2 separate regions of the Homo sapiens genome follow, and region 2 is linked to region 1. Evidence: chromatin contacts called from ENCODE Hi-C or POLR2A ChIA-PET data. All regions are on one chromosome and are shown on one strand. Each heading gives the region's core, a stretch centred on a gene start or an enhancer-like site at or near the end of the contact. The rest is flanking DNA. Distances are from core to core; before and after follow the strand shown. Region 1 overlaps DIP2C (disco interacting protein 2 homolog C). Region 2 overlaps DIP2C (disco interacting protein 2 homolog C).

What was found. A loop is a pair of places that touch in the nucleus more often than their neighbours do. ChIA-PET counts read pairs that join two places held with the same protein, here RNA polymerase II (POLR2A). Pooled maps may share reads with other maps.
Region 2: a loop to region 1 is called in a map of sciatic nerve, with 26 times the contacts of the local background. The contact joins two enhancer-like sites. A Hi-C loop is called at or near these places in 5 of 168 maps with a recorded cell type or tissue (aorta, head of caudate nucleus, posterior cingulate gyrus and 2 more) and 3 of 50 pooled maps. POLR2A ChIA-PET finds 5 or more read pairs at or near these places in 4 of 52 experiments (BJ, WTC11 and activated T-cell).

Annotation. Positions count from the first base shown.
Region 1 is chr10:556,489-563,374 of GRCh38, forward strand. All of the region lies in intron 1 of DIP2C (disco interacting protein 2 homolog C), which reads right to left. Among named protein-coding and RNA genes, the nearest start is that of DIP2C-AS2, 69 kb to the right of the region's middle. RefSeq lists enhancers at 49-622, 623-1,196. Within about 2 kb of position 3,988, at least 3 of the 41 ENCODE cell types and tissues checked have a DNase peak (open chromatin) inside an H3K27ac peak, as active enhancers do.
Region 2 is chr10:595,767-602,652 of GRCh38, forward strand. The region is part of intron 1 of DIP2C (disco interacting protein 2 homolog C); the gene reads right to left. Among named protein-coding and RNA genes, the nearest start is that of DIP2C-AS2, 29 kb to the right of the region's middle. Within about 2 kb of position 2,750, at least 3 of the 41 ENCODE cell types and tissues checked have a DNase peak (open chromatin) inside an H3K27ac peak, as active enhancers do.

The DNA.
Region 1 (6,886 bases), core at 2,738-5,237:
ACCTGACTCTACCAGGACATTTTGGAGGTTCCTCAGCAAACTCAACAGCCTTAGACTGAACACAGCTCCTCCCTCACAGACCCAGTCACTCCAACGTGTCACCATCTGCTATAGACACATGAAACAAACCCCTTTCCCTCCACAATGTTGCCACCCTGCCCACTGGGGCCTGGCCCTGCATCCTGTCCACACTTCCATTTCAGGATATTCTGCTGGAATCAACAGCCCCAGACTCACCCCCAACACCTACCACATTGAAAACAACGTTTTTTCTTGATGCATCAAGCGAAAGACAGAAAACCACCCTAAACAAGTGTGTGCCTTGAGTCACAGAGAGGAACATGCTGTGAGCCCCGACCCTGGAAGGGATCTGTGCACCTGAGTCCTTCGTAGCCCTGTCCTGACCTTCACAGCCCATCAAACCTACATGCACTCTCTCCTCTCTCTCTCCAGCTCACAGCCAGATTCTGCCATTTTCCTCAGCTTTAAGACAACAGCCAGGGCTTCTCAGATGGCCCAGGAGCCAGCCCTCGATGGTCCCACACGGCTGTGTGCTCCCTCCTGCAGAGCTCAAAGCTGGTCAGTGTGGCCCACGGGACACGGCCAGGAGACCGGCCACCTTGACACTGGGCGTAAGACCAGCACTCCTATGTCTCTGCAGAAAGGAGCAGCCCTGGGCAGGGATGTGCCTGGCAGCCCCACAGAGGGACCGGTGTGGAGGACCAGGCCTCCGCCAGCAGACACGTCAGCACAGCATCCTGGAGCAGAACCTCCAGCCCAGCTGAACCTACAGATAGCCACAGCCCTGGACAGAATCTTCACCGTGACTCAGGGGGACAGGGCCAGAACCACTCAGCAGAGCTGCCCTAAATTTGCAACCTGTAGAAGCTGTACAGTCATACGTGTGTGTTGCCTTAAGCCACTAGGTTTTGGAGTCACTTGTCACACAGCAACAGACAGTGGATGCAGACAGGCTCCCAGGCCATGATGGCCTCTGCTGGCCTCACCTGGGCTGTCTCATCTGTTCCCACGACATCACGTTTCTCAAAGCCAAAGGCTGCCAGGACCCCCTTTTCTTCACAAAGTCGTTACAAGCTCACAATACCAAGTGAAAAACAACAATCTGTAAAATGCAACATATGACCCAATACAGGGTGGTGAGTGCACAGGCACATACACATGTGGGGGTGGGGGTGGGGGTGGGGGTGGGGGCGGGGGAGGGGATGGGCAGGGCAGGGGAGGGGAAGGGGGAGAGGATGGGTGGGAAGGGGGAGGGGGAGGATGGGCGGGGAGGGGGCGGGGGCAGGGGCAGGCAGGCAGGCAGGGGGAGGGGGCAGGAAGGCAGGCAGGCAGGCAGGAAGGGGGAGGGGGCAGGGGCAGGCAGGCAGGCAGGGGGAGGGGGCAGGGGCAGGCGGGGAAGGGGGCGGGGAAGGGGGAAACCCCAGAGGGCGAAACCCTGGAGGGCTGGAGGCAGGAGGGATGCTCCCTGGCAACCTCACAGGGTGCCGTCACATGACAGGGCGGACACATGACAGAATTATAATAAAATGCTTAAGAAGAGTAAGCAACAGCATCTTCAGATTAGGGTAGTGTCCTGGTTTCACGCTTGCCTCATATGACATTCTATAAATTGGAAAGATAACGCATTGTCTTACCAGCCACGCTGTTCCCCAAATACTAACTATGATAAAGACTAGACAGCATCTGAGTACTGAGCATGCGTCAAGCCCAGTGAGGTAGGAATCCTTACTTTGCTAGAGAAAGAAACAGGTTCTGAGAGAACCTTCCTGAGGCCACACAGCTGTCTCCAAACCCACCTCCCGCTTCCTGACCCTGAACCAGGATGGGAGGACTCGAGTCATGTGTGTGAATAATTTACCTGGATGCATCTCACGGATTGAGATTCGACCCCCAGACCTAATCATCTCTATTCAGAAATGCGTAAAGGAAGGTGCAGTTGTATCACCACGAGCTGGGGGAACAAAGGCAGGCACCCTCGATGTAGATACGGGGGGTGGAGGCGGGCGCCCAGCGCAGGGGGACAGGAGCACGTCCAGCCCAGCCCAGTCACACAACCACCCTGCCATGCCAGTGCGGGGGCCCACCATCGCGTCTCGGGGAAAGGCAGCTTCTCCTGCACAGGAATCTAAGCCTGAAAGTGTGTTTCTGAGAAGGTGTGGACCAACATCTCGGAAATCAGACACTGTAACATGCTTATCTATACAGGCCGCCTATGTCAGGGAATCACCAATAATTCCCATCTCGCCATCAATTATTTCTGGTAAATATTGATTATTTTAAGTTAACAGAGGCAACACAGGAACAAAATAATGGCAATGTCAGTGAATCTGCTCTCCCACTGAAGAGCTGGGGCTAATGATGAAATAGAAGGAGACTTGGAGAACACAGCAGGACCCCAGACACCACGGACCACCCGACCCCTCCCCCACCGACAGCCCAACCCCTCCCCCGGCAGACCACCCCACCCCCTCCACAGGTGAGTTAGGTCGTGGGGCCAAGGAGTGGTTTCCAAGGAATCTCAGAGGTTTTCAAGGTCTTGCAAGTTTAACGGGAGTTGAATATTTGCATCTGAGTCACACAAGCACATTAAAAGTAAAATTTCTCCTTTCCACTAGAATTATGAGCTTGGGGCAGCAGCACTGGCTGTATCTCATATGCTCATGAGACCCTTTGGAGGCAGCTGTACATCTCAGGTGAATCACTTTAATAATGAGAGAAGTGCTTGGGCCCTCGATCCGGGACCACAGACCCCACGACGAGGGTCTAACCAGGACAAGCCTCGGCCTGGAACAGCTGGTGTCCATGGGGGCGGTGGGGAACGCCGGGGGAACGCCGGGGGAAGCCCCACACAAGCTCGGTGTGTCCTACCCCACACACAGTCGGCATCAGCCACAGGGGTCTTTTGTTGTTTTTGTTGAGGAAGGAACATATTTAAAAGCCCAGGGCCTGGACTCCTCAAAGCTCCCCACAGACCTGGGTTAATCGGCACCTTCCCTCATGTTAAAATCAACAACTATATATGGCTGCTGACAGCACCTCAGAGCAGATGCAACACTGGGCTTTCTTGGTGTCTGGAGAAAGCAGGAATTCCAGGTCTCTGCCTTCCTACCTCCCCAAAGGCTCTGGCCCAGATGAGCTCAGGTTCTTCCAGGTAAGGAGTACAGACCAGCTACCCACATGCCCCTCAGGGTCACACAGCAGCTGTGCAGACTCTTGCACCATGCACAAGCCCTCACAACCCACCCCAGAGGAGGAAGCCCAGCCCCGGAGCCCCATGGCCCCGGCCTGGCAGGAGGCCACTGCTGGGGCCCCTGCTCAGGGTTCAGCACAGCACGGTCCAGCCACACCGGGTGAGACATCCACCCACCTGGCCATTCGTCTTTAACCTAAAACAGACACAGGAATTCAGGGAGGTGTTCCTTCCCCTTGATGAACTCATTGCTCCGGTTCTCACCTCTCCCCCCCACTCCTGTTCTCCTCTCCCCCCGATCCAGTTCTCACCTCTCTCCCCACCCCCTCCGGTTCTCACCTCTCCCTCCTGCCCTGTCACAGACACCCAGCACTGCGCCCAAGGCCTGACTCCCAGTTTCACAGGGAAACCAAGACAATCATGATTTTAGAAACTGGGAGCTAGGTGTAAAATGAGTCAATAAAGCCAGTGTCCACTGATCATCCCTCCACGCACAGCAGAGAGCAGTCCTCGGGATAAAACCCACAGGGGTGGAGAAGACACGCGATCAAGGTGGACAGGATGGAGGAGTCACAAAGAGGGGAGGTTCGGAGAATGAGGCCATGTGAACACAAAGCTAAAGTGCTCAGCGGCTGGAAGACAAAAGCTGCACAACACAAGAGACAAGCTAAACACAACCATTTAAAAAAAAAAAGAAAAAAGTGTCACTGTTAAGTAGGAGTCCATCAGGATTTAAGTTCTCGAGTCACTTAATGTATCAGCACACAGACTTCTCATAATGCCTGAAACTCGCGGCAGTGAACACGTGAATCAGTTCTCCCAAGTCCATTGTTTTGATAGGCCTCTTGATTCTCAGGCTGGTTTCAAAGTAAGCTTTCTGTTTGCTGATAACTTAATAATTAACATACTTGAAAACACATTGACTTTCAAATTAATCTGCTAATAAAATATTAATTACCACACGGGCTATCATCCACAGAAACAACGTAATCACTTTCTGGTTGTAAAAGCATTAAAATTCTAGGCCCCCCTGGCCATCTCAACAGCCCCTACTCTTGGCAAGGGCATTCCAAAGCTAACCTGAAAAACTAGTCCAGGCCATGATCGGTGGGGGGTGGGACTTGCCTTATCACCCCGCCTCCCTTCTGGAATTAGACAGAACTTAGACTCTTAGCCTGACGGGAAACATTCACAATCTATTCTCTTCAAAGCTACCTGGAGGCATCCCTCCACATGACAAAGCCTTGGTCTCCACACAACCCCTTAATCGTACAACTCTCTCAACCAACTGTCAATCAGGAAATTTTTGAATCTACCTATGACCTGGACACCCCTGCTTCCAGTTGTCCCCGCGTTTCCAGATCAAACCAATGTACATCTTACATTTATTTGATTGATGTCTCATGTCTCCCTAAAAGGTACAAAACCAGGCTGTGCTCTGACCACCTTGGGAATAGGTTCTTAGTATCTCCTGAGGGCTGTATCGTGGGCCATGGTAACTCATTTGGCTCACAATAAATCTCTTTAAATACCTTACAGAGTTTGATTCTCTTTGCTGACATGGTACCTTTCATGTGTATTTATTTTGGGGCAGGTTAAAGGGGACTCACAATGGATTGGAGGCAGCAATTGCCCACTGTACGAGAAGTCTCTGCAGACTGAGAGCCACTGGCATGGGGACTCCAACCCCTGAAGCAGCAGCTCTCCCATGTCCCAAGGCCTGAGAGACCTGCACCTCCAGGGCCTCTCATTTGAGAGTCTCAGCAACAACGCAACCAAACGTGATCAACATCACAGAATGTTCCTCAAGGCTTTTGGCTGTTGCTTCTCCCCAAGTTTACTCCTCTAAAACCACAATGGGAACAGTCGGAACAGGATGGTTCTCAGCCACTGACCCTCCTGGTAACGCACTGTCTCCAAGGCCCTTTCCCGCCAGTCACAGCTTCCTTCAAGTCAGGCTTGAAGGCCACCTCCCCAGGAAGGAAACCTCTTCAATCCAGCAACACAACTCCTGGTCCCGTCTAGAGCTTGTCTGCCAGGAAGGGAAGACTCCTCATTCCAGAGAGAGCAGGTGCCACAAAACTCAGTGTTTTCGCCATTGTGAAGGCAAATACTCATGAAATTAATACACTTTTTCCTCCTTAGATACTGACAATTCCTCTTCTGGAGGTCAGCCAAGGCCATCTGCACGAGTCACGCGTGACAGCTCTAGCCCCACCTTCGGTGTCAGCAGTGCGGCTCCGCTGAGACCCTCCTGCACCAGCCGGGCCGTGCACCTGTTCCTACAACTGCTGTCACCAGACTATAGTGATTCTAAAATAATCAGCAAGCGGACGTTCCGAAGGATGCATTTTAAAGAAAAATGTGTAAGCTTTACTGCATGAAATCAGCTACATCTTTTGCTACTCCAAAGGCTTTTTGTTTTGCCTTCTCAAGGTTCTCCACAATGATCCTGACAGTTAAGGTTCCCAGTTACAGGCAGAGGGTTGGGCAGGCCGCATCTGATGTTTAACACACACAGAGGATCCACGTCAAAGGATTTTCCCTGTTCACCAACATCATCAGGACAAACTTTAAGCAGCAATAATTTCCCTGTCTGGAAAATTGAGCTCACTTGAGCACTAATGCAACAAATGTGTTTGACAAAGTTACAGGTGGACCTTCTAGTGAATGAATCACTATTTCAAGGAGGATAATGGCTCACTATTCAAAGGCATGTTTTTGTCAGTTTTTATAATTTCAGTCTCCTTCATTTGAATCATGAAGTGAGACTTGTACCTGATACATTACAGAATCTCTACGAAATAGACGAAATTCCAATTCTGTACATTCACTCTCATTCTTTTCCATATGCACACGGATGGTCGTAATTTAAGTTGGCATTCCAACAGGATTTCTAAATTAAAATTTCTACTTTAAACATTACGTGTTAAACATTAAACATTCCATTGCTAAACATTTATAACAGGGTCTGCATGGCCAGTTTTAAAGATTTCTTCCTCACTGAAAACAAGTGTTCTGTTCCCTCAGAGAGCTTTTCATATATTTAACCAATAAATGGTCTACTCTAAAATATTCTAGAGACAGATACATTTGGAGAGGACACACTCAACACAGAAATCCATAACATCAAACAACAGTGCACAACCAGCAGTGACAGTGGAAGAGCTGCCATGTGAGTGCCCCTAAAAATACACACAAGCCTGGCTGCTTAAAAGGAATGAATATAGCTAAATACTCTTCTGTGAACATTGACGTGTGCAACCTTATAAAGTCTACTGCCTTGCAGAATCCTCCTAGCTGAGCAGCAGTAATCTTCCTTGAAGGCTTTTCTCACCTACACTGCCTACAAGTGCTCTCTGGGCAGTATTGTGTCTTTGTTTAGAATATCACAGTATCTGGAGGCCTGTAATCTGAAGTCAGGGCCTTATCATAAATCAGACACCATCCCCCTCAGGGCTAGTGGGCCAACTTCGACTAATGCAGACTGTTCCACAGTGCCCTGCAGGCGGGCTTGGTGCATCCATACGATTTTAAGGCTTGGGGCTGCCATTTTCTGCAGTCACAGATGCAGACTTACATATTCATAATGACTGAAAGCAGCACGTATTTTTATGTTCCTTCCGTAATGGTGGTAATAATAATGGCAATATTTCCCCGATCCTTTAAAAAACC
Region 2 (6,886 bases), core at 1,500-3,999, 38 kb after region 1:
GGTTTGGTTGGGAAAAAAAATTAACGTAAATGATCCTTCGAAGCTCAAGCCCATGTTGTTCAGGGTCAGCCGCACTTACTACTTGTGTCATAATCTGAGGCCTGACAGCCATCGTTCTTGATAAAGGGATGGTTAACAAACTAACTGTTCTGATTAGAAAGCGGAGGAAAAAGCTTATTTTTAAGCCGACAAAGAGTGGACACTGCTATGGTGAATGGAAAACAGACGTAAATAAGCACCAAGGCTGGGGTGACTGCCTGTGCTCAGACCCACTAAGGCCTGTTCCTCCGCCTCCCTCTGCTCAAACGGATAACTCCTTCCCCACGGCTAAAGGACCTTTTTTAAAGATTCACGCGAGAAGTGCTATGAAAAGCTGAAAGGTCACAGATAACGTTTTAAAAAATAAAAGTAACCTAAGTATTGAACAAGCCCATTATAAATGATAAAAAATGATATTAAGTTGCTGGGTGCGGTGGCTCACGCCTGTAATCCCAGCACGTTGGGTGGCCAAGGTGGGTGCATCACCTGAGATCAGGACTTTAAGACCAGCCTGGCCAACATGGTGAAACCCCATCTCTAACGAAAATTAGCCGGGCGCAGGTGCCTGTAATCCCAGCTACTTGGGAGGCTAAAGGAGGAGAATCACTTGAACCTGGGAGGGAGAGGTTGCAGTGAGCCGAGATCATGCCATTGCACTTCAGCCTGGGCGACCAGTGCGAAACTCCATCTCAAAAAAAAAAAAAAAAAAAAAAAAAAAAAAGTATTAAGTTTTCCTTCCAATGAACCTATCATTCTGCCACCGAGGTATCCTATAGGTACTTATTCAGCCATGAGATACATCACAGGAGACGTAGGTGAATAGGACACAGTTCCTCCCTGACAGAAGGCTGCACCCCAAGGAAGGAAGGCACATACTGTGAATGGAATCGGCATAGGGAACAGATGCTGCGGGAAGTGGAACTGGCTTCACAGAGCACCCGGCTCAAGCGTCTGAGAAATAAGGAGCCATTGGTGGCATCACCTGTGCCTGAGCTGGGGTGGTGGGGAGCCTGTCATCACCACCACTGCCCAGGACAAAGACACCCAGAACCACACAATGAGCTTTCAAGCTCACCAAGGCGATGACTGAGCAATGCGCATAGTGACGCGAACATGCAGACATGAGGGCCACACGTGGCATTGGTTTTGTGTATCGACCTGAGTGGGCCCCGGGGTGCCCAGGTGGCTGGTTCTGCATTATTTCTGTGTGAGATGTGTGTTTGCCTCTGGACTGAGTGGAGACTAAGTGGAGACCCATCCTCGCCAGTGTAGGGGGCACCACCCTGTCCACCCAGGGCTCCAGGGCTCGAGTAAAACAGCAAGGCGGGGAAGGCTGGGCTCGCTCCACCTGTCTGGCTGCAGGCCAGTGGCATCCGTCTTCTGCCCCCGGTGCTCCTGGGTCTCAGCTCCTCAGACCTGGGTGGGATCTGCACCCTCCGCTTCTCAAGCCTTTGAGCCACACCCTCCCAGGCCTCCAGGTTGCAGGCAGTGGGTCCTGGGGCTTCTTGGCCTCCGTAGCCCCTGCAGCAAGCCTCCCCCTGGACACACACACACCGGGCTGGCTCTGTCTCTCTGGAGAGCCCTGACTAAGCTGCCCCTAGAAGTGGTCTTCAGAGTTTCCTTCTAGCCCCAATATCCCAGTGCCCCCCTACAATTCTAGGTGGAAAGGTGAATGGAGACCTGGTGAATGGAGACCAATGGACAGAGGTGTGTGCCGAGGACACGCTGGGCAGCAGGGCTGGGCAGGAGTGCACTAACGCTGTCACTATGCAAAGAATCAATGTCACTTGCCACAAAAATGAGAACAGTAAAGATTCCTTCAAACAGAAATGAGTTTGTTTCATGATTTGCTCTTAATACGTAAGAAATCATAAAAGTAGGCCTACTAACAATTACGTAAGTCTTCAGAGGCTCCTGAACTACTTCTGTCCCTTCATGTTTTTATACAAAATAAGCTTGAGGTTAAAGAGAATAACGTCACTGGCCACAGCTGGGGCCACACGAGGACACAGCTTACACCCATGAGGTCCTAGGGGTCCTGAGTCCTTTCCTGGCTATTTATGGAAATACGGGAGAAACCAGGAGGTCTGAACGTGGACCTGGCCATGCCCCCAGGGGCCAAGGAAAGCACCCATCTGTCCACTCTTCCCTCTACCCCACGGTTCCCTACCTGGACTCTGGGGCTGACGTGGCTTCATGCACTCAGCAGCGCCATCATTAAACGTTTAGGAGGGCCTCCTCTAACCACCGCTGGACCTGCAGAGTCAGCACAAGTCTGCAGGACACGCGTGGACAAGGCTGATGGATCACGGCCTCCCACGAGGAAAGTGCCAGGCAAAGAGTCGGAGACACCAGGGATGGAGCAGCACTCACTGGGGGAGGCCAAGGCCGGCACCGGCCACCACCAAGGGCCACGAGGGCCTCCCTCCCCACCCCAAGGGCAGCTCACCCAGGAAGGTGAAAGCCGGCACCGGCCACCAAGGGCCTCTCTTCCCACCCCGAGGGCAGCTGCGATCACATTTCCCATCGCACCAAGAGACCCCTGCATTGAGCACAAACCTTTCCAACCTTCAAATCAATGAAGAATCACAACATGGACATTCCCTCAATCCATATGGCCAGCCCACAAAACCGACATGCAATCATCACATGCATTTCCTGTGGGAAAGTCAGTCTCAGTCCGAGGCCTCGCGACAGGGGTAGGGGAGCATCATGGGGAGAGGCCCCAGCCTGGCTCCTCCCCCCACAGCTCCTCTTCCCTCTGCTCCTCACGCCACCCCTCCCCACCCCCTCCTAGCTTCAGAGGCTGCTTCCTCAAATTCTTTCCCCTTGATGAAGTCATTCATTCCCCAAATACAAAGCAATTAAAGGCATGAGAGCTCAAGAGAAAATCCACACCGTGGCTTGTGTTTTAGATTCTCTTAAGTTTGAGAATAACCAAGCAAGAATCTTTGGCATCTGAATGTGGTCTGAAGGCATCTGAGCAGAAGGCCTGGCCCCAGCCCGGAGTGGGTCATGGGTGTCTCCGACATCTTTGTAACTCTGCATCAATTATTTTGAAACATCACTAGCAGAATAGAGCCATGTGAATAGTTACTTTTCTGTTAAAAGTAGAAAAGACTGCCTCAAGGAACATCCTTCCAACAACGACTTTCTGCATCGAGCCTTTGAGGCACAGGCACGGCCCCCGGGCCCACCTCCCTCATCCTTGCATCATAAAGCGGCGAAGACCGTGTGGAATAAAGTAAGTGAAGGAGTCAGTCCCTCACAAAACAGGCTCCAGAAGCCACAGCCACTCTCCCAGCGTGGGAGCCAAGTTAGAGACCCAGAAACCCCAGCGTTCCCAGGGAGGAGGGCAGAATAATGCCATTTCCCCCTAGTTTAGGGAGACAGCACCCCACATCCTCTGGTCTCAACAGAATGGTTAGAATGAATCCACCACACACAGAAAGTGGGCTAAGGGCTTACTAAGACACCCATTTAAATACCCGGCAAAAACACGTTACAGGAACACACAGGTAAGTGAGTTTCTCCTATTATCCATGAAATATTTAGAAACAAATCCAGCAAGCAATCTCTTTGCAATCAAAAGACCAATTCAGAGTTGCAGATTAAACATCAAGATACAACTGAACCCTTACTAGACCAAGAACAAACCAAGTTCCATGGAAGTATAATCATGTCACCACTTCCCAGTCGAAGGAAGCAGCAGTGGTCATCTGACCAGCTGTTCACTCGTGGGTCAGTGAACGAAAGGCAGTGCTGTTCAGGAAAATGACGACATGTTAACCTGAAAAGGGCAAAATCGCAGAGGCTGGAGGGACCTTCCAGGTAACCCAGCACCCTCAGTGGACAGAGGACCCCCTGGGGCCACAGAGCCCAGAGCTCCAGTGCATTCGGAGCAAGTACTCAACTGCAACCCTCATGTCCCAACGGGCCCTTTTTTAAGATTCCGGATGTAAATGCGGTTGTCATCCTGCTTTTGAGGAGAGGGGACGAGCTGTGTTTTAAGCATGAACAGACTTTCCTCCATGCACTGAGGATGCACTGTGGGGGACAGTGCTGCCGCCGCCTCCCCAGTCTCTGCTCAGTGTGGGACAGGGGGAGCTCATCCATCTCCTGTGTACACCTCAAGAGGCCGGGTGTGCAGGAGGGGGCTTCCAGGACTCTCTCTAGGCCTTAGCAGGGCAGGCAGTGCCTCATGCCAGCGGGCATCCAGCGGCAAGGAGGTCTGCACTTCATTCCCCGGGCCCAGCTCCAGGCAGAGGGGAAAGAGGAACCTGTATCATAACTAACATGTATTTATGGGCACACAGAGACCCTGTAGTACAAGGCACAGAACTAGAAGGAATCGTGGAAATAAGAGGGAAGACATTTGGTTACGACCGGCAGAGCCACCCCAAGCCTCTGCACTTCCTACTGGAACCCTCAGTGACCAGGTTCCTCTGGAGTCACTGCCGCTGCCTTGCCCAGCTCATGTCAGGGCAGATGGTGACACAGCCTCAGCACAACCTCCCACTCCTTCCTCAGCCAGCCCAGGGGATGAGCTGCTAATAAGAGTGTCCCAAAGCCTGAATGTGGGAACATGGAGGTGACTGAGCAGCAAGTGGGACGGCCACGACAGCCCAGGGTGTGCAGATGCTCCGGAGCCACCCGACAGCCCTTTCCACCTTAAAGACGACGGCCCAGGGTGTTCGGATGCTCCGGAGCGACCCCACAAGCCCTGTCCACCTTAAAGAGGACGGCCCAGGGTGTGCGGATGCTCCCGTGCGACCCCACAGCAGCCCTCTCCACCTTAAAGAGGGTTTCCGGATGCTCCTCAATGACCCGACAGCCCTTTCCACCTTAAAGAGGATGGCCCAGGGTGTGTGGATATTCCTGGGTGCCCCAGAGCGCTTTTCACCTTAAGGAGATTTTCACAGTCTCATTTCATTCTCCAAACTATTCAGTGAGGTTGGAGGAGTATCGTTGTGGACAAACACTGATTGGCACCAAGTAAGGGCAATTTTATAACCACGTCTCAACCATAAGAGAATCAGGTCTTTGGCCATCTGGTCAAAGCTTTTTCTGTAACAAAGTTGGATAATTAAGTTGAACTTAGGTTTTCCAAAGCTTGTTACAGAAACCACATCTTCCCAGGTGTGGCTCTGTGGTGTCACGTGCACACATGGGTAGCCAGCCTTGCCAAGACTCATGGCACGTTACATGTTCACCTGAGAAGGCTGCTCAGTCAATCGTTGAGGGCTCTGGCGTACTCTGAAATGAATTTGCCACTTCAGCCTACACTCTTTACTCCCTTGTTTGGTTAAGAAAAACCAAAAGGCAGAATTTGTTTTGGCCAATCGCCTGCTGCACCCAACTGTAGAGGTTTTAATTATAGTACTTTCATTGCATCATAGAAAGCAAAGTCATACAGATAAACTCATTACCACTCCAAAGGTTCAGTAAATCTCTAGATAATCAGGCAAAAATTTTAGGAAGCTACATTAAGGTTTACAACACTCAAAATTTAAAACTACATCCATGCTTCAAAAACCACCATTCCCATTTTAGATGTCCAAATGCATATGTCAAAGTAAGAAACGTGCTAAGTGCATTTTTTGTAATCTTACGGAGAAACTGCCGCTTTAAAACGGCACTAGTTCCTGGCTCCAGATGGATGTGGTGGGTTGGCTCACTCAATTTCAATTCTACCTGAAGCTGGGAAACTAAAAATGCATTCCCAGACTCCAGGGCACGAGAGAATTCCCACTTCTGGAAACAGCCTGGAATGCAGACTTGTGGCAGAGACTTCCTTCCTGCCCACCCTAACTGTCCTCTGTGGAAGGCAACAAAGTCTACCCCGTAAGCAGAACTGCACCACGAAGGACCATTTCAAGGTGGGAGGCGCCCACTGCCCTGACTGCAGGCCTGCCAGCATCTCAGGGCCAGCCGAAACTGTTCTCTCCTTCACAGGGAAGGGGGAACAAGGCCAGGAGGAAGCGGCTGGGGACGCAGGCGATGGGGTGGCTGATCGGGGATCAGAGGTTTCCTCAGAGGCTGCCTGTTCTCCAGAGGGGCCTCAGGCTCGGGTAAGGAGAGAACGGGAGGAACCAAGATTTGGCTAACACGCGTTTTGTTCTGATTGATCAGTGGGAACCGGCAGTTTAGCTAATCACTTATGAGGCAGAGAATGGGTGTTTGAAGTCCTGACTCTGGCCTTGTCCTTGGTAAAGGGTCACCTGCAAGTCAGCCTAAGCCACATGGGAAGGGGCTTTTTGCAGTAAATAAGGTCGGGGTGGGGGCGGGGAATGTCTTAACCATCACTGTTTACAGGATTTCAGGACTCAGGCAACGTTCAGTATTGTCACACACCAAGGTTTTTACAGTCTGAAGAAAACTCCTGCAGTCCTAAAGTGTCAGTTCTCAAAGCCCTTAAGTTCCTCCTGCTGATTCTGATTCCCAGAGGGTCTCCGCTTCTTGCACCGAACCCCAACTTGCACAGGCACCTGTGTCTTCCTCTTGCAGCAAATGCAGCTGAGAAGGCTGTGGCTCTGTGGCAGTAATGATACCATCGCAGCCCTAACACCACAGCAGAGCAATGGCTCTGGCCTGAATGTCTGTCCCCAAAACCTCACGCACACTGAAGCAATCTCCGATGGGATACGTTAAAAGGTGTGGCCTTTGGGAGGCCTCGCTCTCAGGACCGGGGTTGGTGTCCTTGTTGGAAGGCCTGAAGGAGCCCTCCTGCTCCTCCGCCACGTGAGGCCCAGTGAGATGTTGCCGTCTGTGAGCAACAGGTCCTGGGGCACCAGATCTGCAGGCACCTTGACCTCGGACTTCCCAGCCTCCAGAGCTGTGAGCTACA